5 separate regions of the Homo sapiens genome follow, and regions 1, 2, 3 and 5 are each linked to region 4. A link is a loop called in an ENCODE intact Hi-C map of the cell type or tissue named here. Cell type or tissue: dorsolateral prefrontal cortex. All regions are shown on one strand. Region 1 overlaps HSPA12B (heat shock protein family A (Hsp70) member 12B). Region 2 overlaps MAVS (mitochondrial antiviral signaling protein). Region 3 holds the start of AP5S1 (adaptor related protein complex 5 subunit sigma 1). Region 4 overlaps ADAM33 (ADAM metallopeptidase domain 33). Region 5 holds the start of SPEF1 (sperm flagellar 1).

The links. A loop is a pair of places that touch in the nucleus more often than their neighbours do. Peaks named below come from ENCODE experiments on the same cell type or tissue, not always from the same donor. Only the 100,000 strongest peaks of a DNase experiment are listed, where the experiment ranks them.
Region 1: a loop joins it to region 4, with 2.5 times the contacts of the local background. A loop is called at or near these places in 14 of 110 quality-filtered maps.
Region 2: it touches region 4 in a loop (2.8-fold over the local background); 31 of 110 quality-filtered maps call a loop at or near these places.
Region 3: a loop joins it to region 4, with 3 times the contacts of the local background. A loop is called at or near these places in 5 of 110 quality-filtered maps.
Region 5: a loop joins it to region 4, with 3 times the contacts of the local background. A loop is called at or near these places in 20 of 110 quality-filtered maps.

Annotation. Positions count from the first base shown.
Region 1 is chr20:3,746,922-3,751,921 of GRCh38, forward strand. It overlaps HSPA12B (heat shock protein family A (Hsp70) member 12B), which reads left to right. Exons shown (of 13, transcript NM_052970.5): 8 at 1,296-1,470; 9 at 2,311-2,397; 10 at 2,829-2,933; 11 at 3,048-3,306; 12 at 3,883-3,986; 13 at 4,590-5,000. Among named protein-coding and RNA genes, the nearest start is that of HSPA12B, 17 kb to the left of the region's middle. RefSeq lists enhancers at 1,872-2,424, 2,425-2,975 and a silencer at 2,849-3,078. In dorsolateral prefrontal cortex, CTCF peaks have their summits at 2,998 (motif pointing left) and 3,199; a DNase peak (open chromatin) is centred at 2,969; H3K4me3 peaks cover 1,548 bases; H3K27me3 peaks cover 1,140 bases.
Region 2 is chr20:3,852,282-3,857,281 of GRCh38, forward strand. MAVS (mitochondrial antiviral signaling protein) reads left to right here. Exons shown (of 7, transcript NM_020746.5): 2 at 2,277-2,460. The coding sequence starts at 2,344. Among named protein-coding and RNA genes, the nearest start is that of MAVS, 7.9 kb to the left of the region's middle. In dorsolateral prefrontal cortex, a CTCF peak has its summit at 2,972 (motif pointing left); a DNase peak (open chromatin) is centred at 2,970.
Region 3 is chr20:3,817,207-3,822,206 of GRCh38, forward strand. AP5S1 (adaptor related protein complex 5 subunit sigma 1) reads left to right here and starts at 3,341. Exons shown (of 3, transcript NM_018347.3): 1 at 3,341-3,552; 2 at 4,896-5,000. The coding sequence starts at 4,912. RefSeq lists a silencer at 2,865-3,144 and enhancers at 3,141-3,844, 3,385-3,724. In dorsolateral prefrontal cortex, CTCF peaks have their summits at 1,358 (motif pointing left), 3,087 (motif pointing left) and 3,288; DNase peaks (open chromatin) are centred at 1,335, 2,655, 3,115 and 3,595; H3K4me3 peaks cover 2,104 bases; H3K27ac peaks cover 4,317 bases.
Region 4 is chr20:3,673,765-3,678,764 of GRCh38, forward strand. ADAM33 (ADAM metallopeptidase domain 33) reads right to left here. Exons shown (of 22, transcript NM_025220.5): 3 at 3,303-3,379; 4 at 1,263-1,341; 5 at 1,009-1,085; 6 at 740-929; 7 at 455-520; 8 at 300-371; 9 at 1-147. Among named protein-coding and RNA genes, the nearest start is that of ADAM33, 5.7 kb to the right of the region's middle. RefSeq lists enhancers at 3,373-3,975, 4,579-5,000. In dorsolateral prefrontal cortex, CTCF peaks have their summits at 3,041 (motif pointing right) and 3,240; a DNase peak (open chromatin) is centred at 3,047; H3K27ac peaks cover 1,425 bases; H3K27me3 peaks cover 1,944 bases.
Region 5 is chr20:3,779,177-3,784,176 of GRCh38, forward strand. It overlaps SPEF1 (sperm flagellar 1), which reads right to left and starts at 2,272. Exons shown (of 7, transcript NM_015417.5): 1 at 2,003-2,272; 2 at 488-599; 3 at 20-176. The coding sequence starts at 2,111. It overlaps CENPB (centromere protein B), which reads right to left. Exons shown (of 1, transcript NM_001810.6): 1 at 4,675-5,000. RefSeq lists enhancers at 2,166-2,460, 2,422-2,571. In dorsolateral prefrontal cortex, a CTCF peak has its summit at 2,429 (motif pointing left); DNase peaks (open chromatin) are centred at 112 and 2,335; H3K4me3 peaks cover 897 bases; H3K27ac peaks cover 1,599 bases.

The DNA of each region.
Region 1 (5,000 bases), 73 kb after region 4:
CAACACTCACAGTGGCAGGCAGGGCACCCAGAACATTCACTTCACTTGGCATCAGTATTTTGAGGGACACCCCCACCACCGCCCACCTTTGTTGGTTCTTGAGCAGGGGAAATAGGACTATGAAATAAAGGGAGGCGATTCTAGCCAATGCATACAGGTCTTCCTACCACTGAGATGCTCAAAGGTCTAGAGCAAGGAGTTGGGGGGGGCTCCCGTGGAGACAGAGAGGGCATAGCCTCAAGACTCATTGCTTGGTCGTAACCCTAGAGCCTTGGATACAGACCCTAAGCTGTCCAAAAGGGATCTCAAGCCTGCCTGTGGACACCCTGGAGGGACCCCCAATCCTCCCATACCTATGGGCCAGGCATGACCCAGGGCCAGGTCTGTAAATGTCTACACTTTTCACTGGAAGGAGCTAACCCTGAGCACAGTGGACATCCCTGTGCAAAGATCAGGACGGAAGCAAGGCTGTCCCCAGCCAGAACAAACACCTGCTCCCCCAGCGTCCCCTTGCCTATTTTCCCACCCTCCTTCTCACGCTGTTCCCTGGCTGCTCAGGAAAGTCTGGCCCTGGGTAAAAGTCTCCATTCACACCCTTATCCCTCTCCCCTATCTGGTCAGAATCTGGGGAACCCTACAAAACCATAATATACTTCCCACAGGGATCCCCTACCCTGAAGGAAATAACTCCAGATCTCAAGTGTTTTTCTCCACCCAACTGGCCTGTCTTGGTGCCTGGAATTTCAGCTTCCTCCCTGCTGTATCAGATTCCCTGGGAACAAAGTTCTCCTGGAAGTGGGGTGGCCTATGGCTACCGTCTGACACCAGCCTAGTGGAGAAAGAGGGTTCAATGAGCTAAAAGGGCTCCCCACCACCTCCTCTGAGCCATCACACACCCCCACATTGTGCTAGAGTCTCTGCCAATACCCCCAGCCAGCGCTCAGCTGGCCGCTTGTACCTGTGAAGGGGAACCTTGCTGCAGCCCCGCTATCTTGGGAAATTTGAAGGGGCAGATCCCAGGGGTTCTAGGTCTGCATTCTGTCTAGAGTCTTTTCCTGCTGGGCAACTTCTTGGCATATTTGGCCAGGGCCATTCCCTCCCCAGCCTGGTCACAGCGTGGCTATGAGGCAGCTCCAAATTTGTGCAGCACAGAGGGGCCTGAGAGGCCTAACATGGGTGGGGTGTGATGGAGGAGGAGGTGGGAGCCCCACAGGCCGCGGTTCCCCACCTCACAGTGCCATCTTAGGTGTGACAGCCCACAGTGCTGCCTGACCCTGCCCACCACCCATCCCCAGGCTGGACTAGTGTCCCGAGAGAATGCAGAGCAGCTACTCATCGCCCTGGAGCCCGAGGCCGCCTCGGTATACTGCCGCAAGCTGCGCCTGCACCAGCTCCTGGACCTGAGTGGCCGGGCCCCAGGTGGTGGGCGCCTGGGTGAGCGCCGCTCCATCGACTCCAGCTTCCGTCAGGGTGAGCTGCCCCCGGGGACACCACCCACCCCTGGAGGGTCAGAGGGTCACTGAAGCCAGAAGCTCAGCCATGTCTAGTATGAAGGGGAGAGGGTACCCACCCTGGAGGAGCCCAATTTGAGCAGGCAGAAACATGGCTGGTGGAGCCTGTCTGAGGAAGGGAGGCACAGCCCTGCCCAAGGGCAACCTCGTCTCAGGGTGGGACATGCCCTACCTAGGGCAGCCCAATCTCAGGGTGGAGATTTCACCTTGCCCTAGGGGAGCAAAGTCTGAGGAGGGCAGGACTCCGCCCAGCCCTGAGTCTGAGGGTTGGGGGAGACACAGACTACCCCAGGAGGAAACTGCTGGGGTACTGACAAAGGAGGAAGTCAGCCCACTGCATCAGCTGTCCCCTTCACTCCCCTCATCTTCCCCGACACACATCAGCCCCAAGCTCCTGCTGCCAGGACCAGGCACCCAGGCCAAGGACAGCTATGGTCATCCTCCCAAATGCCATCTCCCAGGGCAGGGAGAAGCCCTAAGTCCTGAGTCCCCTCTGAGACTCCAAAGACCTACCTGCCTCCGCTCCTCCAAACCCCTCTAACCCTGATTTTGCCATGACCTGAGACCTCCTGCGTTAAAGGAAGGCCCTGTGTCCATAAATATTTCCCCACAGCTGTTGGATACAGGGTGGGAGTTTGGGGTTCAGGATTGCCCTCTCCCAGTCAGGAGCAGGTTGGAGTTTCAGGAGCACTGGCTGCTCCCAGTGCCCATGGAGGTCCTGGGCAGGAGGATGGGAGTTGAACGCCATAGCTGGAGCACCTCCTTCTAATCTCACTCCCTGCTGTCTCCTGACCCCCAGCTCGGGAGCAGCTGCGAAGGTCCCGCCACAGCCGCACGTTCCTGGTGGAGTCAGGCGTAGGAGAGCTGTGGGCAGAGATGCAAGCAGGTAGGGGGAAAGGGGGACGGAGTGTTATCCTTGGCCCCTACCGGGCACCATATACTGATGGGGGGAAGGGCATGTTTGCAAAGCCCGTCTCTTCCTCCTCCATTCGCTGTACCCAACCTGGCCGTCCCCTCACAGTCACCCGCACCCCCACCCCACTCACAGCGGCGCCCCTAACTCCCACTCCTCCAGGGGATTCTCCGCGGACGCTCGGGTGGAGTTGCAGAGCCTCTGGAACCATTTCTGCCCCACACCCTGCGCCCATATGTGGTGGTCTGAGGTTCAAGCACCTGAAGCCCCTCACGTCCCTCCCCCGACCCTGCAGACAGGCCTTGGGACCCGGGGCAGGGCTGGAGGCTGGGCGAGGCTGGAGGGGGCGCAGGGCTGAGGGTGCGAGGCCGCCCACGAGTGTGTGCCCGCGCTCGCCGCCGCAGGAGACCGCTACGTGGTGGCCGACTGCGGCGGAGGCACCGTGGACCTGACGGTGCACCAGCTGGAGCAGCCCCATGGCACCCTCAAGGAGCTCTACAAGGCATCTGGTGAGTAGCCAGGCGGCGCCCCGGTACCCAGCGCGACCCGGGCTCCGGCCCCGCCACTGCCCCCTGGCGGCCCGGCGAGCGCTGACGCCCTCTTCGCCCCCTGCTCCACCCCAGGGGGCCCTTATGGCGCGGTGGGCGTGGACCTGGCCTTCGAGCAGCTGCTGTGCCGCATCTTCGGCGAGGACTTCATCGCCACCTTCAAAAGGCAACGGCCGGCAGCCTGGGTAGATCTGACCATCGCCTTCGAGGCTCGCAAGCGCACTGCTGGCCCACACCGTGCAGGGGCGCTCAACATCTCGCTGCCCTTCTCCTTCATTGACTTCTACCGCAAGCAGCGGGGCCACAACGTGGAGACCGCTCTGCGCAGGAGCAGGTGGGTCCTGAGCCCGCGGGCTCAGGCAGGGTTTGCCGACCCGGGAATGACCGTGCACTGGAGGGTCCCGGGCCCCAAGGAACGGTGGGGGTCTGCCTGATTCATCCCACATATACACTAAGCCAGCAGGGCGTCGGGGTGGGGCGGCGGGGAGCGGCGAGTGAGTGCCCCAGCCCAGCAGGCTCCACCCACGGAATCCGCAGCCCGAACTGGGGCAAGACAGAGAATCATAGCGGGGAGGCGGCAATGCCTATCTCCTCCCAGCCTTCTCTACACCCCCACCCCGGGCCCTGCGGGCCCATGCTCCTCGGTTTCCCTGCACCAAAGCAAGGGGAGGCCCCTCCCAGGACCTCGTACCTGGAACCTGGAGCAGGCTGGCAACTAAATCCTCTGAGTGAGTAGGGTGGAGATAAGGGACTAACATCCCGCAGGTCCAGTCCTCCAGACACCACGTGCAGTCGGTGCCCAGGCACTTCTGCCTGGAGGCAGAGGTAGAGAATAAGGACCACGGACCCCAAACTGGGGCAAGCAGCTGGGCCCTGACCGATGGATATTTGCCCCTTTCACCACCAACAGCGTGAACTTCGTGAAGTGGTCCTCACAGGGGATGCTCCGAATGTCTTGTGAAGCCATGAACGAGCTCTTTCAGCCCACCGTCAGCGGGATCATCCAGCACATAGGTGAGCACCTGAGCTTGGTCCCCCACCCGCCCCTACATGAACAAACAGATGCAGAATAATTCCCCCCCATCAGTGCCTAGATACCTCCACACATCCATACACTGTGATGAGACCTAGAATCATCTAGAACACCTGCGGGATGAAGTGCAGTGGTGATTAAGAGCTAGAGGGTTGATATGTAGTCTTGCCAAGGCAAAAAACTTCTGGTGCCTCAGTTTCCCCATTTATAAAATGGGGTGATAGTATTGGGTTCTCAAAACGTTATCACAGGGATAAAATGAGCTGAAGTACCTAGAGTGAGCACAATGTCTTGCACACAATGTCTAGGTGTTTAATACGTGTAAAATGCATATCCTTATCTCTCGTCCTCCACGTCGTGGTGGGAGAGAAGTGGGGAGCGTGAGTGTTGGGGAGGCGAAGCCCTCGAGGACTCCCGTGAGCTCTCAAAGAAAGTGCTCAAATGGCTACTTTCTAGTCGCCAGGTAGGTACAGGCTAGGGAGGGGAGGCGCCGGTGGCCGCCTAGTGGTGGCCTCAGTGGCTCTCTCTCCCCCGCCCCTTCTCCTCTGCCCCCTTCACCCGCGTCCCCCCGTCCTGTCCCGCAGAGGCCCTGCTGGCACGGCCGGAGGTGCAGGGTGTGAAGCTGCTGTTCCTAGTGGGCGGCTTCGCCGAGTCAGCGGTGCTGCAGCACGCGGTGCAGGCGGCGCTGGGCGCCCGCGGTCTGCGTGTCGTGGTCCCGCACGACGTGGGCCTCACCATCCTCAAAGGCGCGGTGCTGTTCGGCCAGGCGCCGGGCGTGGTGCGGGTCCGCCGCTCGCCGCTCACCTATGGCGTGGGCGTGCTCAACCGCTTTGTGCCTGGGCGCCACCCGCCCGAAAAGCTGCTGGTTCGCGACGGCCGCCGCTGGTGCACCGACGTCTTCGAGCGCTTCGTGGCCGCCGAGCAGTCGGTGGCCCTGGGCGAGGAGGTGCGGCGCAGCTACTGCCCGGCGCGTCCCGGCCAGCGGCGCGTACTCA
Region 2 (5,000 bases), 180 kb after region 4:
CCGTGCCCGGCCTATGTGTAGCAGGCTTTAATGGTGGGCCTGCAGCCATGTCATGGAAAGAAGCTGACCTGAAGATCTCAGTTCTTTCTTCTTCTACTAACTAGCAAGCATACCTCAGTTTCTTCTTTAAAGCGGGATGATCCGATTATTATCATGTTGGGGTTCACTTTTTATTTTTTCAGTGTGTCCCAAAGCAGCAGCACGTTTAGGTATAGCCCTCTTGCTATCAGCTTGAGGGCCTTAGAGCCAGGAAGGGAGCCAGGACATTTATAGGCACAGAAACTAGGGTCACATACAGATCCCCCCACCGCATGTGCTAGGGGTACATGCAGACCTTCCCAGTGCTGACCAACCTGCAGAGAAGAAATGGGCCCTAGGTATTCTGGATCTGATTCTTTTTGGTCTTCAATTATTTTTATTTTTATTTTTTTAGAGACAGGGTCTCGCTGTGTTGCCCAGGCTGGCCTCGAACAGCTGGGCTCAAGCGATCCTCCTGCCCTAGCTTCTTGAGTAGCTGGTGGTCATCAATTCATTTTTAGCAAATTCTGCAGAATTTTTTTTTTTTTTTTTTTTTTTGAGACGGAGTCTCACTCTGCCGCCCAGGCTGGAGTGCAGTGGCGTGATCTCGGCTCACTACAACCTCCGCCTCTTGGGTTCAAGCAATTCTCTGTCTCAGCTTCCTGAATAGCTGGGACTGCAGGCGCCCGCCACCATGCTTGGCTAATTTTTTTGTATTTTCAGTAGAGACGGGGTTTCACCATCTTGGCCAAGTTGGTATTGAACTCCTGACCTCGTGATCCATCCGCCTCGGCCTCCCAACGTGCTGGGGTTACAGGCGTGAGCCACCGCGCCCGGGTTCTGCAGGAATTTTGGAGAGACTCAGGCAGTAATAAAATAGGATGTTTACAGAAATTAAAGATGGCGGCCGGGCGCGGTGGCTCACGCCTGTAATCCCAGCACTTTGGGAGGCCGAGGCGGGCGCATCACGAGGTCAGTAAATCGAGACCATCCTGGCTAACCCCGTGAAACCCCGTCTCTACTAAAATACAAAAAAATTAGCCGGGCGTGGTGGCGGGCGCCTGTCGTCCCAGCTACTCAGGAGGCTGAGGCAGGAGAATGGCGTGAACCCGAGAGGCGGAGCTTGCAGTGAGCCGAGATCGCGCCACCGCACTCCAGCCTGGGCGACAGAGAAAGACTCCGTCTCAAAAAAAAAAAAAAGAAATTAAAGGTGGCTGGACACATTGGCTGGTGCTTGTCATCCGAGCTACTTGACAGGCGGAGGCAGGGGGATCGCTTGAGGCCAGGCGTTTGAGACCAGCCTGGGCAGCATCATGAGACCCTGTCTCTAGAAAAAATAAAAAAATTAGCTGGGCATAGTGGCGCAGGTTTGTAGTTCCAGCTACCGGGGATGCTGAGGCGGGAGGATTGCTTGAGCCCACGAGTTCGAGGCTGCAGTGAACTATTATTGCACCACTGCACCCAACTTGGGTGACAGAGACCCCATCTGTTTGTTTGTTTGTTTTTGAGACAGAGTTTCGCTCTTGTTGCCCAGGCTGGAGTGCAATGGTGCAATCTTGGCTCACCGCAACCTCTGCCCCCAGGTTCAAGCAATTCTCCTGCCTCAACCTCCCGAGTAGCTGGGATTACAGGCATGCGCCACCATGCCCAGCTATTTTTTTTTTTTTTTTGTATTTTTAGTAGAGACGGGATTTTCTCCATGTTGGTCAGTCTGGTCTCCAACTCCCGACCTCAGTTAATCCCCCAAATTGGCCTCCCAAAGTGCTGGGATTATAGGCGTGAACCACTGTGCCCAGCCCGAGACCCCATCTCTTAAAAACAAAATAAAACAAAACAAAAACGGCCAGGTGTGGTGGCTCACACCTGTAATCCCCAAACTTGGGAGGCCGAGGCGGGTGGACCACTTGAGGTCAGGAGTCTGTGACCAGCTTGCCAACATGGTGAAACCCCATCTCTACTAAAAATACAAAAATTAGCTGGGCATGGTGGTGCGCACCTGTAATCCCAGCTACTCAGAAGGGAGGCTGAGGCAAGAGACTCAATTGAACCCAGGAGGCGGAGGTTGCAGTGAGCCGAGATTGCCCCACTGCACTCCAGCCTGGGTGACAAAGTGAGACTCGCTCTCAAAAAAAAAAAAAAGAAGAAATTAAAGATGAAAGAAAACAAACATTCCAAAAAGTTGAGAAAGAATTGCCTTTTGTCCAGCCCCACTCCCAACCCCCCAACCCTGTTGTAATGTGTGATCTGTTTTCTTCCAGTCTCGTTTCCTCTCAGTCCATCCACCCTTCATGGGGCCAGAGCCCTCTCTCCAGAATCTGAGCAGCAATGCCGTTTGCTGAAGACAAGACCTATAAGTATATCTGCCGCAATTTCAGCAATTTTTGCAATGTGGATGTTGTAGAGATTCTGCCTTACCTGCCCTGCCTCACAGCAAGAGACCAGGTGAGCAAGGGAAGTGACAGCCCGACACTGGCCTGGGGGCAGGGCTGTGGAATTCAAAGCTCAGCCCCATCCTAGTTCCTCACCCAAGCCTGGGCTGGCTCCTTCCTTCTTCCTCTTGCTGTGTCTTGCTCCTTGTCCTTGCTGCTTTTCTTTTTTTTTTTTTTTTTTGAGATTGAGTCTCGTTCTGTCGCCAGGCTGGAGTGCAGTGGCACGATCTTGGCTCATTGCAACCTCCGCCTCCTGGGTTCAAGTGATTCTCCTGCCTCAGCCTCCTGAGTAGCTGGGATTACAGGTGCGTGCCACCACGCCCAGCTAATTTTTTTGTTTTTAATAGAGACGGGGTTTCACCATGTTGGCCAGGATGGTCTTGATCTCTTGACCTTGTGATCCGCCTGCCTCGGCCTCCCAAAGTGCTGGGATTACAGGCGTGAGCCACCGCACCCTTGCTGCTTTTCTAACTTTTGGATGGAGTGTGGCTCAGGGTGGCGTTGCTGACTTCGCCGAGCTCCCCCTTGTGTTGCTTTTGTGCACTGCTCAAAAATATGGCGCTGGCTCTCTGAGATTTCCTGGCTCTGGTCCACTTGCCCACTTTTTTTGGAACCTCCTATTTCCTTCATCTCTCTTGCCCTTCCTTGTCCTGCTCAGTTTTGATTCCATTCTCCTTGTCATGGGGCCCTGTCCTGGCACGGAGCTGGGACTCAGGTTTGAGAGCTGGCAGGATCAGGGTCGCTCTAGCCCCAACAGAACTTGCTGCAGGCCCCTGGCACTCACTAGCTGGTGAAACGGGCACAACCCCTCCCCGTTGTAGCTGCTGTTCTCAGATTGGACCCCTGTGCTCCAGAGGGTACCTGTTGGCTCTTTTGGGGCCTCCTGTCCTCAGATTTCTCAGGAGCCCCATTGTTGTCTCCGCTGTCCTCCCACACAGATCGCATTAGTATGCAGGTCTGTTTGGAGTTTGCTCCTCCCTCTTGTATTTTGGGGTTTATAGGGATATCTTGTTTTATAGTAAATATTTTCTGTGGGTTTTCTTTATTTTCTTTAAAAAATTTTTTTTTGAGACGGAGTCTCGCTGTGTTGCCCAGGCTGCAGTGCAATGGCATGATCTCAGCTCACTGCAACCTCTGCCTCCTGGGTTCAAGTGATTCTCGCGCCTCAGCCTCCTGAGTAGCTGGGGTTACAGGCGCATGCCACCACACCTGGCTGATTTTGTATTTGTAGTAGAGATGGAGTTTCACCATGTTGGCCAGGCTGGTCTTTATTTTTATTTTTGAGACAGAGTCTTGCTCTGTCACTCAGGCTGGAGTGCAGTGGCACGATTTTTTTTTTTTTTTGAGACGGAGTCTCACTCTGTCGCCCAGGCTGGAGTGCAGTGGTGTGATCTCGGCTCACTGCAAGCTCTGCCTCCTGGGTTCACGCCATTCTCCTGCCTCAGCCTCTTGAGTAGATGGGACTACAGGCGCCTGCCACCATGCCCGGCTAATTTTTTGTATTTTTAATAGAGACGGGGTTTCACTGTGTTAGCCAGGATTGTCTCGATCTCCTGACCTCATGATCCACCCGCCTCGGCCTCCCAAAGTGCTGGGATTACAGGCGTGAGCCACTGCGCCCAGCATTTTTTTTTTTTTTTTTTTTGAGATGGAGTCTCGCTGTGTCTTCCAGGCTGGAGTTGCAGTGGTGCCATCTTGGGTCAACCTCTGCCTCCTGGGTTCAAGCAATTCTCCTGCTTCAGCCTCCTGAGTAGCTGGGATTACAGGTATATGCTACCACACCCGGCTAATTTTTGTGTTTTTAGTAGAGACGGACTTTCACCATGTTGGTCAGGCTGGTCTTGAACTCCTGACCTTGTGATCCTCGGCCTTCCAAAGTGCTGGGATTACGGGTGTGAGCTACCGCACCTGGCTATTTTCCTTTTTCTAAAAATCTAGCTCCTGCAGGATTCTGTGGGTTTTTGTTTCTGCTGTCTGGTTGCTTGTTTTTATGTGAGAATTCAGGTAGACATAAAAACTCTAGGGCTGGGCACGGTGGCTCACGCCTGTAATCCCAGCGCTTTGGGAGGCCAAGGCGGGTGGATCACCTGAGGTCAGGAGTTCGAGACCAGCCTGGCCAACATGGCGAAACCATGTCTCTACTAAAAATACAAAAAAATTAGCCGGGTGTGGTGGTGGGCTCCTGTAATCCCAGCTACTCGGGAGGCTGAGGCAGGAGAATCGCTTGAACTCAGGAGGCAGAGGTTGCAGTAAGCTGATATCACGGCACTGCACTCCAGCCTGGGCGACGGAGTGGGACTCCGTCTGAAAAAAAAAAAAAAAAAAGAAACAAAAAAACTCTGCAGCCACTGTCATCTGCCCACAATCTCCCCAGCATTCTCAGCTTCCTTGTTTGTTATTGTCGGCCCCCTCTCTTTCCGTCTTTTGCCCCTTTCATCATACTTTTGCTATCTACCTTTTCCTTCTCTCCTAATCCAAACCTTTCTTTTTGCCCTGGGGGCCATATTAATCCAAGGCTTTTGTATCAGATTAACTGGGTTTGGATTCCTGCCC
Region 3 (5,000 bases), 140 kb after region 4:
ATCTCCTGACCTCGTGATCCACCCTCCTCGGCCTCCCAAAGTGCTGGGATTACAAGCGTGAGCCACTGCGCCCGGCTATCCCATTCTTATCTTCCAGTTTAAAGGCAGACTTCAAAGTAAAATCGTTTTAGTGGAATTGTCACAGCCATTGTTAAGGTTTTAATTGAATTTAGTATATAGAAAAGTGCATATATCTTAAGTGTCCAGCTTGGTTAATACTTACAAAGAGAATATACTCATGTAATCACCACCCAGATCAAGACTTGGAATGTGACCATCTCCTAAAGCTCCATGCCTCTCCAGTCATTGCCTCCCTGGGATAACCACCATTCTGACTTGTAACAGTGCAGCATGGCTTGCCTAGATTTGGACCTTTTATGTTAATGGAGTCACATGGCATGTACACTTCTGTGACTGGCTTCTTTCACTGAACATTGTGTCTGTGAGAGTCACTCATGTTGTGTATCAGTAGTTGTTCTTTTCCATTGCCCTATACTATTCCACTGTACGAGTATACCACAATTTATCCATCATTCCATAACTGATGGATATTTGGGTAGTTTCCAGTTTGGGACAATTAAGAGTAAAGATACTGGCCAGGGGCGGTGGCTCATGCCTGTAATCCCAGCACTTTGGGAGGCCAAGGCGGGCAGGAGTTCATGAGGCCAGGAGTTCGAGACCAGCCTGGCCAACATGGCGAAACCCCGTCTCTAATGAAAATACAAAAATTAGACAGACGTGGTGGCAGGTGCCTGTAACCCCAGCTACTCGGGAGGCTAAGGCAGGAGAATCGCTTGAATCCAGGAGGCAAAGGTTGCAGTGAGCCGAGATCGTGCCACTGCACTCCAGCCTGGGTGACAAGAGCAAGACTCCATCTCAAAAAAAAAAAAAAAAAAAAAAAAAGAGCAAAGATACTATGAATATTCTATTTGTGTCTTTTGGTGAACAACAGCCCTTATTTCACTCAGGTACACATCAAGAGTGGCGCTGCTGGGTCATGGAGCAGTGAGGTCAGCATGAGTAGCCACTGCTGGGCTTGCTGTTTTAGATGATGTCTGAGCTAGCAGGCATAGACATTCCCAATGTACCCAGAACAGACTCTCAGAAGCATGGGTTGGACCCAGGAGAGCCCAGTGGCCAAGGAAAAGGGATCTCCCAGGGCACACCCACAAGCAGCCTCCAGCAAAACCATCAAGCAAAACCCCCACTCCCAGTAGGCTGAGGAAGCCCTCCATGCTGTCACCTCCATCTGGGTCTCCCACTGTCCTCTGGGAGTAGTAGCTCAAGCCAGCCTCCCACAGCTGTCTCCTCCACACACCTCACATGAGGCCAGCCCTCTAGTGGTCAGAAACTTGGTGTTGACTCACTGCCTGAGGAGTGGACAGAGGCTGGGAAACTGTGTTCCAGATGCCAGGTGGCCCCCAGCAACCAGAGCCCTCTCCTTGCTAGCTCTCTGCTGTAATCAGCTGGCAGACACCAGCCCTGGCTGAGAGCAATAGGGACTGGGGACCAGGAGCTGTGCCAACATCACTCCCCAGCCTCGTAGCTGAGGCCCCACAGTCTCTGGGCTTGCCGCAACACCTGCACACACATTTACGTGTTGTCACATGCTTTGGCCAGGCCCTGGCCACCTGCAGCTTCCCTTCAGTCACCTCCTAACCTATCCTGGGTCCTATGGCTTAAGGGGCCCAGAGTGCACTTTCTCAGGGGGTGCTGGCTCTAGGATCCCTGCCTGGGCCACCCTACCCTGTTCTCCTTTCTTGTCACCAAAGAGCGTGTTCAAGCCGGCTCCAGTCCTGTGTTGTGCATGGCCCTGGGGAGTGGAGATGGAAGCCATCAGCACTATTGGTGAGACCTGATTCACAGGGGTGCAAAGGCCGCAGCTGAATGCCAACGGGCAGCCTGAGCAGGAAGGCTTCCTCCCATTTTGTCTGAGTATATATCTACAAGGTCAATTAAAAGGACAGGAAAGGCCAGGCGTGGAGACTCACGCCTGTAATCCTAGCAATTTGTGGGGGAGAAGCGGGAGGATCACTTGAGCCCAGAGTTCAAGACCAGCCTGGGCAATACAGTGAGACGCTAACTCTACAAAAAAATTTAAAGTAGCTGGATGTGTTGCCTGCCTATAGTCCCAGCTACTTGGGGGGCTGAGGTAGGAGCATTGCTGATGGGAGCGGGCAGCGAGGCTGCAAAAAAAAAAAAAAAAAAAAAAAAAGCCGGGAAAGGGAATTCTAGGCTGGGGGAACAGTCAGTGGGGGAGGCTCCGAGGCACATTTGGGGGACAAGGCTGAAGCCATTCACATGCCAAGAGGTAAAGGAGGTGCAGCTTCATGGTCGCGGTGGGGGTGGTAGTGGTGGTGGTGGCTGGAGGAACACATGCAAGTCAGGCAGTGAGGCCCAGGCAGGCCTTGTGGGGCCCCCAAACACCAATGGGCCAAGCCTCCAAGTTGGGGCTTTTACGTAAGGCTCTATAGGGGTTAGCGCCAGAGTGCCCCTTTCAGGTTTAAGGTATAAACCTCTTCCCTGTTGTTTTGATGGCCTCCAGTCAAGAAGGGGGCTTGCTGGTCAGCCCTACTAAGCGTTCGCCCTGGGCGACACTCTACAAGGTTTTACTGGGGCCCAATGAAATTGACAGATCTGCCAGGGACACACACTGAGAGTCCAGAAGCAGCGTTCGAATCGTTCTGCGCCGAACCGAGTGACAGCATTAAACCGCTGCAGGAACCCACAAATTCAGAATCTGCGCAAAATACACATATTTGTATTTAAAATCCGCGCAAAATACCCATGTGCCTAAATACACATATTTCCCTCCAAAGTCATAATTTCCGGGGGTACAGCCCAGGAATGTACATTTGAACTGGTGCCCCAGTGATTCTCACGCATGTTGGCTAGATAAGAACTCAGCCGCAGCCCGTAGCTGCGCGGCCCGGCCTAGGTCCACCCGCCGCCCGTCCCGGAGCCTCCTAAGGCCGCAGGCGACGCGCCCCGCCCTCCGGGGACAACTAGGCCCCGGCCTTTTCCGCAGACTCCGCGCTCCGAGCCGCGGCGCCCCCTCGCGGCCGCCGGGGTCGGCAGCCTGGGGCTCCGCTGATCTAGGGCAACGAGCGGGGGACGCTTCGAGCCCGCAGCGAGAGTGACCAGCATGGTCCCTGCCGGCAGCTCGGGGCCGGAGGGTTTTGACTGCAAGGCCAGCCCACGCCGAGGGTCCAAGCATCGGGATATGCCGCCAGCACCTGGCTGCTGCAGCACCGCGCTGGACATGAGCGCTCCGCCCAACCCGACGGCGTCAGCTGGCGCGCGCGCCCGCGACCGACGTGCGCAGGCGCCCACGGGCCGCGCAGCCGCCATTGCTCTCCTGCCACGGAGGGGAGCGCTTGGTGGCAGTCCGCGGGCCCGGACGGAAGGCTGAGGCGACGCCTCGACGACAGCGGACCGGAGCTGCAGGGGCAACACATTCAGGGCGGGGTGCCCCATTTAGGCCTGGCTGACCGGAGTAAGAAACTACAACCCCCGAAGTGCCTTGCGCCTCAAGGTTACGGAGGCAGTGACGTAAGCTGTCTTGACCGCTACCATTTCTCTAGTAGAGGCGGGACGCGGCGGCGCGGAGTGATGACGCGCTCTGCTGGCGGCTGGAGGGTTGCGGAGGTCAGCAATTGGGTGCTGGGCTCCGGTTCTCGAAGTGCCTTTGCGAACCTGCTATTTTACCAGTTTAAACTGACGGTCTGTTTAGCCTTAGCTACAGATACCCACTGACTGTGTACCCGCCGCCTTTCAACCCCCGGGCCGGCCACTGAGCCAGCCAGATAACCATTACTATTATTTAGTTTCTATTTTGAAACAGTTTCAGGTAACTCCTGTATGCACTTGGATGAGATTCACAAGTTGTAACCTCATTTGCCCCATTTACCTTATTATTTCCTCTGTTTTTCTCTCTGCCTTTTTTCTTCCCTGGACCAAGTGAGTTAGTTGCAGATATGAAATCCTGTTTCCTCTATATTTAGAGGCCCATCCGTGTTTATTTTCTAAAAACAAGGACGAGCTCCTGCATTCAAAATCGGGTAACATTGGTCAAGACTTTTTCTGACCCATAGTCCATATTGAAATGTTTTTAAAGTTTTTATTAGTGTCCTAATAATGCCCTTTATGGAAATTATCCTTTTGTTTTTCTTTCTTTTTTTTTGAGACAAGAGTTTCCCTCTGTCGCCCAGGCTGAAGTGCAGTGGTGCGATCTCGGCTCACTGCAGCCTCCCCTCCCGGGTTCAAGCGATTCTGTGGCTTCAGCCTCTCAAGTAGCTGGGGTTACAACCATGCGCCACCATGCCCGGCTAATTTATTTTTAGTAGAGATGAGGTTTCACCATGTTGGCAGGCTGGTCTGGAACTCCTGACCTCAAGTGATCCGCCCACCTAGACCTCCCAAGGTGCTGGGATTACAGGCGTGAGTCACCACACCTGGCCCAAATTACCCTTTTCTTGGTCCAGGACCCGATCCAGGAGTACACGTCGCATTCAGCTATCTGGTCTCTTCAGTCTCCTTCGGTCTGGAGCAGCTCCTCAGGTTTTCCATGACCGCATGACCTTGACGCTTTTGAAGATACCTGTTGTTTTGTAGAACTAGGTTTAGGGTGGTCTGAGATTTTTTTTGTTTGTTTGTTTGTTTTTCTTTTTTCTTTTTTTTTTTTTTTAGTTTATGCCTATTCTGCTTATGTATGTCTGAGATTTTTTATCACTGGATTCTGTTATGTGATGTTGTTCAGATGCTGTTATTCAAAGTGTTCAGCCTCACTGGCCTCTGGATACACTCCCAGACACTGCCAGGTCAGCCCCTTCCTGTGGTCGCCTCTCCTGCTGGGGTTCACTCTCACCTTACCAATGTCTCTGGCTTCCCTGTAGCACCCACCCTGGAGCCATGGTCCACGCCTTCCTCATTCACACCTTGAGGGCCCCGAATACTGAGGACACGGGCCTTTGCCGAGTGCTGTACTCCTGCGTCTTCGG
Region 4 (5,000 bases):
GTGGGGCCGCTGCGCCCACAGCCCCCGGCGCCACTGCAGGAAGGCCCAGAGCGTGGCGTTGGCGTCCTGCGTGACGCGGCTGCGGTCCCGCTCGGTCCACACCTCCAGGCCGGTCAGCGCCACCTGAATGTCCAGAGTCCTGAGAAGCTGAGGGCGAGGCGGGGCTGAAGCCGGGACAGGGCGCCCCATCGCGCCGGTGGTCCTTCGTGGGGCGCCCTTCCTCTTCCCCAAACCCCACCAGCACCTGCCTGTCCTGCCGCCGCCACCCCCATCACCGCTCTCTCCCCGCCGCCCCCAACCTGGTCCACGTAGTTGGCGACTTCCAGGAGACGCTGTTTGGTGTGGTTCAAGTTTCGGTGCCGAGTCAAGAACTGGGAAGGCAGAAATCCCGGTGGCTTGAGGGGCTGAGCTGGCCCCATCCCTGACCCCGCCAACCCCTGGGGTCTCTCCTCACCAGGGTGTGGTCTGCCACAATGTACAGTTCCAGGTACTTCCGGGTCCTGCGCGCTTCTCGCCTGCCCTGCGGAGGTGCAAATGGGGACCCTGAGTGGAAGCTGCTGGGCTTGAGCCCTGACCACCAATCCCAGCTCCCAGAAGGAAGTTTAACATGTTTTCTGGAACTTGTTTCTTCAGACTTCAATAAAAATACTGGGACTCGAGGCCTGTGAATTCCCGTCTCTTCTGATTTGGAGGGCTATAGATACAGCATTCCCACTCCCATCCGATCGATGCCCCTGACCCTGCTCTGGGGACCACCAGGAAGGCTGGTCATGCCCGCTTTGTTCCCAGGATCCCTGTGGCCACAGGTTCCTTTCCAGGTGAGCAGCTGCTCCATCCGAAAGATCTCGTGGGTTGAGAAGTCCTTGGAGCCCCGGGGTGGCCAGGGACGCAGATAATAGCTGGCATTCCTGCTGAGGGTGATCAGGCCACTAGGGTGCAGAGGGGTAGGAGCGGGTGTGAGGGAGCTCTTTCCCCATCCCAGGCCCAGCCTCCTCTCCCAGAGCTCACCTCATCCCAGAGCAGGTGCAGAGGACTACCCAGGAGTCGGGGAAGCCCCTTACTCGCCCTTGGTAGTGGCAATGATCCTAGGGAGGAAGGGGCCAGCCCCAAATCTCAGCCAGGGCTGGAGCAAGAGGGGCAAGAGGGAGGGTGTGGTAGGGGCTGGCTCCAACCGCCCCTTAGGAATGCAAGGAGGAGTAGGGGTAGGAATGGTGGGGGGGTACCTCTGGCGGTGCATCCCAGAGCCCATGGAAGCATCTCACCGTGTGGTTGGGGGCCAGCACCACTGGCTGCCCATCTGGGCCGTAGTGGGTTTCTATGTATCCTGGGGCCAGCAGCCTGCTGAGAGGGGGTGTTACAGGGAACACTGAATTCAGCTTCCTCCTGCCTCCTCCAGGATGTCTCCCAGCCTTCCTCCCTAAATGCTAATGGAGCAGCTTTATGAGTGAGACACTCACAGTGTGTCTTAGGGAAGGGACAGGAGCAATGGTGACTTGCTCAGATCAGAAACTCTTGGGGCTAGAGGAAGGAGCCTTGGTGATGGCTTAGTTGTGGGAGGTGTGAATATGGGAAGCACCAGGGAGGACGCCGGGGAGGAGTGGGAATAGGGGAAGAGTTTGTGGTTCCCAGGGGACCTGCAGCAGGCAGCAGGATCCACAGGATCGGGAGGGGAGGAGTCAGGAGACACTGCCGAAGAATGGGACTTGGAGTTGGGGAAATGCGGTGACCTCCCCCAGTTCCCCTGCCTGCTGCCCTCCTTTGTTGGGCATCTGGTCGACCCTCTTGCCCCCACCTGCCCTAGATCCTTGAAATATTTTCCTCAGACTTCTAGACCCCACATACCTCCCACCTGTCCTTCAGTGATTGATGCTCACCCCCTGCCTCCAGAGAAAACAGAATCGCCACCTGCCCACGCTGCTTCCACCCTCCCTGCCTTCTCCACACCCACTCCGGTAATGATTCCATCTTCAGGCTCCATCTCAACAGGATCTTTCCCACACGGATGGATCAATCATAAGTCAATCTGTCTTCTTTAAAGAAAATCCTTAACCCAACCTCACCTTGGCCTCATTACCTCCAGACCACCCGCTAATGATGGCTGCTTCCCCCCTCCCAGGCATTCCACCACCTGCCCCAGCTCTGCCCCCTACCCCTGCCCCACACACACCCGCCACCCTAGGAGGTAGGTGATGTGACCACCCCATTGAAAGGGTAGGGACGTCGGGAAAATATGGTTGGGCACAGTGGAACTAGAGTTTGTTCCCTGTCCATCCGACTCCACGAGGGAGAATAAAATACGTGTCAAGTGCTCAGAACAGCGCCTGCGGTCAAGCACTCAGTAGGTGATATATACTGATAACATAATCTGGGTGGTTTTAAGAGCCTGCGCTCCAGCCCGGACACCCACCCCACCCAGCCCAAGGCACCTTCCTGAGCACAGGTCTGCCTGTCCCTTCCCCAGCTCAAAATCTTTGGCTCTGGATGGTCCAGGACACTGAGCACCAAAATGGCCTTCTGTGATCTGGCCCTCCTGGGACTCTCCAAATTCATTCCCCCCTGCTCCCCTCCCTGTAGATGGAGACCTTCCAGGCAGGTCAGACAAACTGCTGCCCCCAAGTGTAGCCACTGCATCTTTTTCTTTTTTCTTTTCTTTCTTTTTTTTTTTCTTTTTCTTTTTTTTCTCTTTTTTTGAGACGGAGTCTCACTCTTTGCCCAGGCCGGAGTGGTGCAGTGGTGTGATCTTGGCTCACCACAACCTCTACCTCCGGGGTTCAAGCGATTCTCCCGTCTCAGCCCCCTAAGTAGCTGGGATTACAGGCGCCGCCACCACGCCTGGCTAATTTTTTGTATTTTTAGTAGAGACGGGGTTTCACCATGTTGGCAAGGCTGGTCTCAAACTCCTGACCTCAGGTGAGCCGCCCGCCTCGGCCTCCCAAAGCCACCGCATCTTGGTCCCTGCCATTCCCTTAGCCTGGGGTGCCGGCTCATCTTTTCCCTCTAGGATTTCTTTAGACTCAGCATATCTTGCAAATGTCCACTAGGTGGTGCTCACTCATCGCCAGCAGGGAGCTAACAAGCCGCTCCTGGGGTTGGGAGGGCGGAGGTGCCCCACAGCGGGGCTGACAGCCTCAGCGGTCCTCTTCAGCCTCCAGGGAGCCAACCACAGGCCTGCGTGACTCTCCCTGTCATCTGCACCCTCTCTGGGGTCCTCTGCCCATCCAGCCACCCGCACAGATCTGTGTCAGTCCCTGCCCCCCAACACTGATCCCCTCCTCCCAGCCCTACCCCAGCCTGGCACTCACTGGTTCTTCTCCAGCTCAAGCAGGAGCTCCTGGCCTTCAGCCTCCAGGGCCACCAGCCCCATGTCTGGCTTCGAGACCTGGGCAAGAAAATGTGTGGAGCTGAGATGGTGGCCTCCAGGCCTCCTGCCTGCCAGGGAGTAGGTGGCCTGTGGAGCCGGCTGGGGAGGAAGTTCTTGGGGAGAACGTGGGCTGGGGAGTCAGCAGGACCCCCCACATACTATGGAGGGCGTGGAGGAGGTGAGAACATACAAAGATGTTCCCAAACTCAGGATGTTTGCAGTCCTGACAACAGCCACTTGGAAGGGCGTTGGCACAGCCTGCCAGGCACACCAGCATCCTCCCTAGAGACCAGAGGTCCCAGAAAGGTGCCCCTCCCCTGGCCCGCCCTCTTCTTTCATGCCCAGAAGGGGCATCAAAAGCAGGGGAAGACAGAGGGGTGCTGAGGACATTATGGGGGCATCGGGTAGCCATGGTCAGGGCCTCCTCAGAGCCTCTGCTACCTGAGGCTTGTTTCCAAATGAGCTGCTGCTCATTCCCTATAGAATTCAAATTTGACTCCTCCACTTCCAATTTTGGCAAACTGCTCCCTCTTCCAAAGTTTTCCTGGGCCTCCAGCAGCCCCCGTCCCTCCGGCTCCGACACCTGCTTCACTGGACCCACGAAGTAAACATGGACGCCATTCCAGCCAAGAGAGCACACTGGCTCTCAGCTAGGTGTCAGGAGGCTGGCTTGGACGGCCAGCCCTCTCTCCTTCCCCCACCCTCTTGGCGTCTCCCACCCTGTGGGAACACCCCACTTCCCCCTTGTCCACTCAGCCTGGCTGGGGGCCCAGAGTTGGAGCCGGCCCAGGAGCTTCCTGGGAGGCTGCTGCGCCTTCGGAATGTTTAACCCCCGACTCCTTTTCTCCAAAAATGCACTGGCCTGGGGCCCTGTCCAAGGGTCTCAGAGTCTTTGGAGGGAGTTCTTCCTTCGCAAGTGGGGAGCAGATGGTCCTTGCCTCCCTGGCCACAGGCCCCACAAGGCCTCCAGCATGAGCTCATGAGGCTGGAATGCCACTTGCTTTATTGGGGAAAGGTCTGCACCGGGAAAAAGGCCATACTCGAGGTCCCTGTTCCTCTGCAGCCCCTGCTATCTTTACTCTTGCCCTCCTGGTACCCTGCCCCTTGATATATACCCCTCATCTTGAAATGTGAGTGTTTCCTGCCTTTTGGAGGGGACACCTAGCCTCTACTCTTTCTTCTGTACCATCTTGGCAGGCTTCCTGGGGGCAGGGGCCCACCGGTGGGGGAAGCAGAGCCCCTTTGGGGCTCTCCTCTTGGTCACAGCCCAGGCCAGACAGACAGGGAGGCCCAGAGGCAGAGTGACCCCAGTGTGTGTCCAGCCTTCCCCTCCTGGGGATGGGGAGGGCAATCTCAAAGCTCAGGCCAGTGCCGTGCTTGACCAGTGGAATGGGGGCCTTATGGGCCTAGGGGATCCCAGTGAGGGCCCTGGGTTGGGAGCTGCTGGGTCTCTGGGGGCCTCTCAGCCTTCATGGCAATGCTCCCCTGCCTTCCCTCTTGCTGGATTTGGACAGTAGGGCTGAAAATTCCAAACAAAGAGGGCTCTCTAGGAGGGGCAGGGGTGTAGCCAATGGTTTAAAATCGTTCAGACCTTAGTGGGTCTCAGGCTCCCAGCCTAAAGAGCTGTGTGACCATGGAC
Region 5 (5,000 bases), 110 kb after region 4:
AGCTGGAGCGGGGTGGCACCTGTAAGGAGCCGGCGCCCTGCTTCCTGCGCCTCTGCCTCTCCTCCAGGCGCTGCCTCAGCGGGATGAGCACCAGCTCCACCACGCCTGGGGCGCACTGCGCGATCTTGCGCATCACGTCATCCGGTACTGAAAAGTTCAGCCTCTTCAGTACCTTCCTGAGGGGTAGACATTGGGATAGCAGATTGGGTCCTGGGGAAATGAAGCGAGGGGATGGGGGAGAGGGAAGGGGGCATGGTGGTTGCTGTTCTGAGTGTACAGCCCTGGGGGAGTGAAAGCGCATCGCATCTGAGCTTCCTTGTGTGGGTGTTCCGAGGTTCCTTGCCTCCTTCCTAATAGAAGAGTCTCTTGATTTTGTAATCGGACGAATTCTGTCTGCGTTGACCCTCCCCACCCTGCCACCAAAACAGTCTCAGCCTGGGCAACCAAGACCATAGGAGATGATGGGGCTGCACAGGTATTCTGCTACCTGTTCAGATGACCCCAGTTGCTGAGCTTCTGCTGGAGAGAGTTGGCGGGGACATAATTGTGCATCTCCACCATCTTGGGGAAGTAAAACTTGATGACCTCTGCAACAAGGACTGAGGGAGAGGGGAGCAGACATGGAAAGTGGGGGCATGGGTAAGGAAGGAGGAGGTGAGAGAAGGTGGGGGTGGGAGAATCAGGCATGGCAGAGTGGTGGAACCCAATGGAGGGGTGGAGATGCGGAAAGGGGAAGGATAAGGAGGGAGACAAAGACATTAAGATTAGTGATAGGTAGAGGAGACTAAGTCTCCAGCATACCTCAGAGGAGCTGCATCCCTTCCCCACTAATTTAGGAATGGGAATACTGAGTCTCTGGTCCTCCAGTAGAGAATGAGTCAGCCAGTGCAGGGGCTCACACCTGTAATCCCAACACTTTGGGAGGCTGAGGCGGGTAGATCACCTGAGGCCAGGAGTTCGAGACCAGCCTGGCCAACATGGTGAAACCCCATCTCTACTAAAAATACAAAAGTTAGCCAGGTGTGGTGGTGCATGTAAACCCAGCTACTTGGGTGGCTGAGGCAGAAGAATCGCTTGAACTCAGGAGGTGGAGGTTGCAGTGAGCTGAGATCATGCCACTGCACTCCAGCCTGGGCGACAAGAGTGAGACTCTGTCTCAAAAAAAAAAAAAAAAAAAAAAGAGAATGAGTCTCCAAGAGAAGCTTTCAGGAGCCCAGGGAATTCACATGGATGCATGATGCACACACACACACACACACACACACACACACACACTCCAACACCAAAGTTCCAGGAGAGTAAAAGACTCACGTAAGCAGAGACACATGTGATAAGATCCCCCTACACATAGATACATAGGGCAGAATGTGTAGACACATAGAACAAACACATGCTAGACACACATAGGCACACATGTAGAACACACATAGACAGAAGCACAAAAAGCCACATATGCACACAGCCTCCCCAAATATACAGATACAGAGATGCATAGAAGTACTTGACATGAAAAGATGACAGATAAGTATTTCTGTCATTGAGATCCCAGGAGACATTCCTAGAAACACAAACACCTTCACAATCACAAAGAAACACATGCACACAAGACCCCCCCAAATACAAGACTAAACATGTCAACACATATGAACACACACATGCTCAGACTCCCAGAAGACATAGAACACATAGCAATGAGTGAGCACATACAGAAATGCATAAATACATATGCAGACACATATCTTAATCATTAATGTCCCTGGAGGGAGTTAGAGGCACCCCCCCCAACATGCACACAGGATAGAACATGTAGACATACATATATGGACACACATCGTTCACACACAGATGCAAATAGAAAACAAGCACACACATCTAAAATTTGAAGTCCCAGGAGGCAGATTCCTCCCCACTCCCACAAGCACACAAACACAAAGAGTTTGCACAGAGACCCGTTACACACGAACATACAGGACAGAACATGCAGACACACAAGGGCACACACCTCCATCGCTAAAGTCCCGGGAGAGGTTTCGCTTGGGCCGGGACAGAGGGATGTTGTCTACCCACAGGTACAGCTGGTGCAGCGCCTCCTCGTCCACGCTGCTCGCCATTGGCGTCCTCACGGCCTGGCCGCCCCAGCGGTGCCGGGTCCCGCCCCAGCCTCACGACCCTTCAGGCGCTTCCTTTCTCGCCACTGCAGAAGCCCATAACTGCCTCTGCCTGCCTAATCCAGAGACTCACGTCCCAGCTGGGAGCGGCCATATTGTTTTCTGAAACCATGGAAACCATTCCCGACTCTCCTGGGTACAAAGACTTCTGGGAGTTGTAGTTTTATCCCCTCCCCGCTACCTCCTCTCAGGCCCGAGCTTTGAAAAGGCGGTTAGCTGCCCTTGTCTTCTTCCCAAGAAAGCATCACTTCTGTGCCCACGCCACCTAGTGACCAGCCACTCATCCATTTTGGGACCAGCCAAAGCCAACCAGGACCCCAGAATTCCTGCATCTGCACCCCTAGGGTGGGGATCCCCCTTCTTGGCCCTTCAGCCCTTTAGTCCCAAGTGAAGGGAGCACTCCAGTGTTGGTCAGCTTTATTTGGGGGTGCGTTGTTGATAATCTGCCACCCAAATGGATTGCGTGATACAACTGCTTCCTGCTTCGTCCCTCTCCAAAAACTCTATGCTCATGGGGCCATTGCCACTCGCCCTTCCCAGCAGTGTTCTAGTGGGGTATTTAATAGGTAACCCAGACTCCCAGGGAGAACACCAGAGTTCAAGGCCAGTACCTTGGCAGGTCATTTAACTTCTTAACTCTATTTCCTCCTTTGTGAAATGACGATGGTTCTCACTTATTTGTCCCAAACCCCTCATCACCCGTCAATGAGCTATTCTTCCATGGATTAGAAATTCATTTCAGGCAGGGCACAGTGGCTCATGCCTGTAATCCCAGCACTTTGGGAGGCCGAGGCGGGCAGATCACCTGAGGTCAGGAGTTCGAGACCAGCCTGGCCAACATGGCTTTCGCCCCGTCTCTACTGAAAATACAAAAAAAAGTTAGCCATGTGTGGTGGTGGATGCCTGTAATCCCAGCCACTGAGGAGGCTGAGGCAAGAGAATCGCTTGAACCCGGGAGTCAAAGGTTGGTGAGCCAAGATCATGCTATTGCACTCCAGCCTAGGCGACAGAGCGGGACTCCATCTCAAAAAAAAAAAAAAAAGAAAGAAAAGAAAAGAAAGAAACAAATTCATTGCAGTACCCATAAGGGGGTTAGGAATATGGGTCCCTCCTTAGTGAAGAGGTACTTCTAGAGTCAGGATGAGAAGAGAGTTTGACTAACGGCATGGCCTTGGGCACCTGACCGGACCGCTGCCTGGTTTCTCATGGCTTTACCTACCTTATAGGGGCTTTGTGAGCATCTAAAGCATTTAGCACAGAGCAGGGGCCCTATTAGTATCAGCTGGTACTATCATTAATGAGACAGTCTCAGTTCCAGCAAGAACTGTTCTTTTTCGCAGGAGACAAATGGAAGTAATTCGTCTTGTTGGAACCTGCGGTGAGGTAGCTGGGTTAAACAGGAGCACCTGGGCAAGCAGGCAATGCTCCTCCTGCTCACTCGAGAGCAGGTGGGGCTTCCTTGTGGCCTTCTGGTCTCCAACTCCAGGGCTCGGATTTCGGGAGGGAAGGTGGTGGCAAGGGGGATCCCAACTACTTTTTGTTGTCACTTCAAAGCCCTCAAGGCCTGGAGGGGATTCCTGAATGCCAGAAGTAGAGGCCAAGAGTGGAAGTCACCCCCATTTCTTGTTTTAAAGTCATATATAGTGGTCTTGATTTTCCATAAGGGGCCATAACCAGGGCAGGCCAGGGACAAGAGATGAACTGGATACTCCCCCATTAACATTCCCAGTGTTGGAGAGGAGAAACTTGGTGGTAAAGGTGGGCCGGGGATGGGAAGGAAACACAGAAGTGATGTGCCAGCCTCAGGTGAGGTGGGAAAACCGGTTTGGGGCCCAGAGCTGCCAGCCATGCTCAAGCCCAGGCCCTCCCTTGGTTGGAACTGCTGGGGCCTGAGGGCCTCAGTGAGGAGGGGTAGGGAGGGAGGGGCTGGCTCTGAAAGGAAAAAGGGTAGGATCAGCAAAGGGACCTGACCTCACCTTTGTACTGGGGGCCCCCTGGAAGGCACTGCACAGGGAGTTACCAACCATCCTCTGCCTCTTGGGGGTGCAACCTGTTCCTAGCAATTTCACCTTCCTCCTGCCACTGTGCCTAGAGGTGGCCACCAGGCTTGGATATGCCAATCACTGAAAGGCCTAAAGGGCTCCCTCTTAAGGCACCAAAGGTAAACCAAAGGGTGACCTATATGCCCCTCCAAACTCCAATCTGGACCCCAGAAGCTGCCCCAACACTCCTTTCTTTCTGTCCTGACCCCACTCCTGCAAAGGCCTTCAAACCAGCCTCGGTAGGCCTAGTCCCCACGTGCATATTGATTTGCCCCCAGAGACTGATGGCTCCCTCCTGCCCCAGCCAAGTGACCCCAAGCTTGAGGTCTCCTCCTGCCCCTCTTCCGGTCAGGGCAACCCTCTCAACACTTGCCTCCATGTCCCACCAGAGCAAGGACCAAAGAGAGCCAGGACGAATAAGTCCCCCAAGACAGACGCAAGCCCAGACCATGAAGGATGCACCCTTGGCTGTTAAAACGTTCACCCCCACAAAAGGGGAGTGGACAGATTTATTGAAATCAAACTGGGAAAGGAGCAGCTGGACGGCTGGACTCTGGGCCCAGCCCCAGGCCCCTCTGCCCAGGATGGGGCCCTGCCAGAGAGGGAGGAGAGGCATGGGGCCTGCAGCTGCCCACAAGGAAGCGCCCTTGGTTACTTCCACGGTGGGGGGCCTCTTGGAAACCTCCAATCTGGAAAGAAAACCAAGGGCCAAAGTCACATGGACAGGGCCAGAGAAAGGGACTGGGGAGGTGGAAAGCAGGCAGAAGCAGGCTCAGGAGCCCGCAGTGAG